2 separate regions of the Homo sapiens genome follow, and region 2 is linked to region 1. Evidence: chromatin loops called from intact Hi-C (ENCODE). Cell type or tissue: heart right ventricle. All regions are shown on one strand.

Region 1 (2,500 bases):
AAACCTAATCCTAGTATGATACAACTTACGTGAGACAGCGAAAATTTATAATATAACATATCACCATTCTAAAGCTGGGGATAATCATGAGGGAACAAAAATCCTTACATATAAATACTCCCAGGTAAGACACCCTTCTGTTACTTCATTCAGATCCTTGACTTCATTTTACCAATGGGATATGGGTGATGTGAAGAGACACACAACTGGTTTCCCAAATACAGCTCCAAAAGAGAATTGGAGAGGGACAGGGAAAAGTCATCTGGAGTTTTGGGGCCAGGGAGAGCAGATTTGGTGCAGCTGTGTTGATGACTAGATTGGAGCTGTGGAGAGGAAAAGAGAATCCGTTAGACATTAGTTGTGTCATAACTGTCTAAGCTTTTTCAGAGCTGATTTTTTTTTTGAGGAATGTGGCCCTCTCAGGATTTTCCCATGAGGCATCCAGATTATTTGGGCTATTGAAAAAAATGCTACACCACCGTGTGCACAGCATTTTGCAGTTGAGAAAGCTTTATCTCACTTGATCCTCACAATAACACCATGCTGTAGGGAGGAGAGCTATAATCAAGCTCATTTCACAGATGAATTCATGGAGGTTTAGAGGGTTTTCTTCAATCATATAGCTTCTAAAAAGCCACACCAACATAAGAGCACTAGAACAAAAGATACGGCATATTGGGTCAATCTAATGGTTTACCCCACGAAATATTTCATTTTAACTCTTCAGAGCCAGAGACATGACCTAAAGGAGATGGCAGCTGCCTCTGTTAACATCAAAAATTGGGAATTCATCCAAACACCCTGAACCTCTCTTTGGCAACTGGCAAAAGATTGGGCATTTGAAATTTTTTCAAACCCTTCTTGAAACTATTTACATTTCTTGGCTTGTTCAACTCTTGGAGAGTAACAAGTTCCACATGTTTACCACCTGCTGTGTGAAGGCGTACTTCCTTTGGTTATTATTCTAAATGACTGCTTTCCAGGCCTAAGTGCTCCCCTACCCAAATCTCCTTCCCAACTGGTTATCGTCCCCAGGAAGCAATGTCTGCCTGGCTCACAGCCCCTGGCCCGCACACTTCTGCTGCTGTGGAGGTGCGCCTGATGGTCGTATCTTCAGCATCACAGCATGAGGAAGTATGGGATTGCTTTTAGGTTGCAAACACTGCCTATGTGCTGGAAAAAATAAACTGGAATCCAGGCTTTTCCCCCAAATGCTCTGACAGCTTGAAAACTGAAGCAAAGATTGCCATTATGAAACTTTTGCCTTTCTTGTGGCTATGTCCTTTTGAAAACCTTCACTGTCCTAAGGAATTCCACGCTAGTCCAAATGAAAGAACTACAAAATCATACTTGCATGAATGTGCTATTCTGGTTTGAATCCTTTCTAGCGACTGACCTTGCTAATGTGAACGTGTTCATATGGTTAAGATTAATGAGTCAATTATTTTTATACAAGCTATCCCTCATGTAGGCTGTTTTCCTTCACTTGACTATATTAATTAATAAAAAGCATTCAGTCCTCTTTTTATTGGAGTTTGTGGTTAATCAGGTGCAATTATCAATAAAACTATGGTGAATGTCTATGTGCTCAGGCACCGCTAATGAAAATAGGATATATTTAGCTATGAAGAGAAATCTTAAAGTTCCTCTTCAGTGAGTGTTTCCAGAAAGAAATAAGGCTATAGATCTTGGAAGTCAGAAGCTGCCATTATAAATATAGTTGTGTTTTTAATTAAATAAATACTGAAACAAATGTGATTGAATATGAGATAATCCATTCATGTGGATATTATTTCATGCCATGCTTTAATTAATGCTTCCTGGGGCTTGGCCTGGCTCTTGCCAGTTGAAGAGTAGAGTAGGCAAATATATCTGCTATAAATACACAAAGGCTTTCATGCAATCAGTCTACCTGCACTAGAGCTCTGAAATGACAGCATTACTTTAGGAAAGTCCAAAATTTAAAAAAAAAAAAGTTACAGAAAAATTTAGGGGACAATTATTTACATCATCAATGTTTTTTTGGTTGTTGTTTTGTAGAAGGTTGTAAAGGAACGAACACATATAAAGCAGTTTGCTCCTGGTGCAGTGGCTCATGCCTGTAATCCCAAAACTTTGGGAGGCTGAGGTGGGTGGATTACCTGAGGTCAGGAGTTTGAGACCAACCTGGCCAACATGGTGAAACCCTGTCTCTACTAAAAATCTCAAAGTAGCCAGACGTGGTGGTGCGTGCCTGTAATCCCAGCTCTTTGGGAGGCTGAGGCTGGAGAATCACTTGAACCTGGGAGGCAGAGGTTGCAGTGAGCCATGACTGTGTCACTGCATTCCAGCCTAGGTGACAGAGTGAGATTACCTCTCCAAAAAAAAAAAAAAAAGACTTTGCTTAGTGACTGGCATACTGTAAATAGTTACAATGTTATTGTCTTCATTATTATTCTTACTAATGTTCCTTTAAACATGGCCTTTCTTAGAACTCTTGATATAATGACTGAATTAGATA
Region 2 (2,500 bases), 60 kb before region 1:
TGGAAAGCTCTGTCTTTTGTGAAGCAAAATGCTAAGCCCAGGTCTGGGGCTTTGTGGCCGGGATTCATTTATTGCTCATTATGAATAGGTTGATGAGAAGTAGGTGGGTAAAAAATGAGGGAAAAGCTTTATGATGAAGTTTATCCTGTTTTCTGGGCCTGGCTCTAGGAAAGCTGATTAAATGAGGTTGGGGCTGAACAGGGCTGCCCTACTTAAGGCTTTTGTCAGCACTTTCTTTGTAAATTCTAATTTCCAGGACCTAGAAATGGCTGTGTTGAAAATATTCTCTGAGGACTTGAGGTTGGTGTGGAATATCTTTATCAGGCACCAAATAATCCTGTCAAGTTTCAAAAGAGGAACAGAGAGAGAAAGAAAAAAAATGTTGGAAAGAGAATGAAAAATGCAGACAGGGAAAGAGAAACAAAGGAAGCAGAGAGGTGGAAAGGTTAAAGGAAAAGAGAAAAAGAGAAAAAAATTATTTTTAGGGTATCTTAGAAACTCCCCTGAAAATGGCACCTCTATCTCAGGCTTTTCTCCTTGCCCAGGCCCTCTGCTCTTATAATTAACTAGAAAGAGCTCTGCCACAGAGCTTCCTGCTGTCTGTCTGTTCCTATGGCGAGGTCCCTGCTCCCACAGGCTGACATACTCTCAGCCGCCTGCCCTTCTTCCTGTCAGTGTGTTTACTCAGCTCCTTTTCCATCAAACACTATACCAACCCGATCTCTGACTTCTTTCAAATTTTAGGCCAATGTTGGTTCCGTAAAAGGATCTTTGATGCTCTTCTTGGAGGCTACTGAGTGGGCTCAGAACTAAAGATGAGGCTTGGGCCAGAAACTACAAAGGAAAGTGAGGCCACAGTTAGTTCTATCTGAATACCAACCCCAGTAATTCCAGATTGTTAGGTTCCCTTAGCATGAGGACTCCCAATCCCTGTGGCAGAGGCTGTGGTGATGACTTGAGAGGGTTCAAGGTTGGGTTTGCCATGTCAGGGCAGGCATGTACAAAAGAGTTGTGGGTGGCCATGCCTCCACCTCTAGGAAAGGTGGAGGTTCTTACCATGCACTAAAGGGAGTCACTGCTGTCTGGCTCCCCTGCTCTGAGAACTGTGGATACAACTGTTTGTAATATATAGGGCCATATTTGGGCGCTCCCTTATTGCTTTCAATTCTTGATCTATTCCCTCAACACTGGAAGTAATACCTGTGAAAAGGCAGCCTGAAGACTGAGTGCATGTGACTAATTTTCTCTCCCTTCTCAAACCCCATGAAAACAATTATAGAGGAATAAAATATATATAAACCCATAAGCATAGAGAGAAGAGCAAAGGAGACAACTGCTAATGAAAACTTTCTATATATTTTAGGAAGATGGAATGTGGAGAGGGTGGCTGACTGAACAAGGTAGGGACAGTAACAACCTGAGTGTCCTCAGATGGGGGGAGCTTCAGTCAGTGCTGCAGAACTCCAGAACGTCCCAGGACCTGGAGGGAGGGATGAAGTGCAGAGTTGAAACCAGGGGCATTGAGTCTGAGAGCAGAGTGCCTGCAGACTTCCCAGTACTCTTCTCCCCTCACCCAGCCAGGCCATCACCGCACTGGCCATGAGGTACAGAGAGGCAGGGTGTTAGCGATAAAACACAAAGCTGAAAATGGGAAAGATTTAATAAAAATATACACATTGAATAGAACACCATTACCCTCTCACCCCCGCCTGCCCTTTCTTACAGAGCTTGTAGAAATCTTATGTATAGGCATAAGAGTAGATCCAGCAGTGGATTGGATAATTCTTCTCTGGAAGAAATTGGGGTTATACCAAATAAAAGAGCCAGTTTTTAAGATGTTCACCCAGTATTAAGAATCACAAATTGACAAGTCTAATATACATACACAGTATATCCAATCAACTTTTAATAATTTGTTTCTAAATCTAAATGACCAAGCAAGAAATACAAGATATTTGAAGAACTCTTCCAGTATATAGTAAAGGAACCAAAACAAAAAACAGGATCTATCCACCCTCCAAGAAAAAGAGGCAATGCAGAGAGGAAAAAAAAAAGAAAATTTGCATAATCATATTTTAAGAGAGATGAGGAAAATATCACAGTCTGGGTTCTCAGCCTTTAAAGCTGGTATCAAGGGACTCATGCGCAATGTCAACTTATCAGAATCTTGGAAGGAAGAGTAGTGATTGATGAGCACCTGCCTCTAACCCCTAACCTTTGGCCCTCAGGCTTAGGTATGCTCTAGAAAGCCAGATCAAAATATTAGCTTTATTAATGGGGGCCCCTTAGTTGCCAAAGGCCAGGGTAAAGGCAGGTCAGAGAATGCAATGGGGACCTACTGCTAAGGTGGAATCTGGAGAAATGCTTCCACTTGTGGGTGAGCTGGCTCTGCTGAGCAGACTGATCTGTTCCTACAGTTGATGCAGGGAGAACCACTGCTCTCCTCCCAATGTCTGCTGCTGGCAGTGTCAAGAGCTGCAGGGAAGGTAGAAAGGCTGTG

The links. A loop is a pair of places that touch in the nucleus more often than their neighbours do. Peaks named below come from ENCODE experiments on the same cell type or tissue, not always from the same donor. Only the 100,000 strongest peaks of a DNase experiment are listed, where the experiment ranks them.
Region 2: it touches region 1 in a loop (3-fold over the local background); 3 of 110 quality-filtered maps call a loop at or near these places.

The regions. Positions count from the first base shown.
Region 1 is chr9:7,376,094-7,378,593 of GRCh38, forward strand. No RefSeq gene overlaps it. Among named protein-coding and RNA genes, the nearest start is that of DMAC1, 420 kb to the right of the region's middle. In heart right ventricle, no CTCF peak of the experiment used is centred here; no DNase peak of the experiment used is centred here; H3K27ac peaks cover 1,116 bases.
Region 2 is chr9:7,316,531-7,319,030 of GRCh38, forward strand. All of the region lies in intron 1 of LOC105375970 (a long non-coding RNA gene), which reads left to right. Among named protein-coding and RNA genes, the nearest start is that of DMAC1, 480 kb to the right of the region's middle. In heart right ventricle, no CTCF peak of the experiment used is centred here; no DNase peak of the experiment used is centred here; H3K27ac peaks cover 979 bases.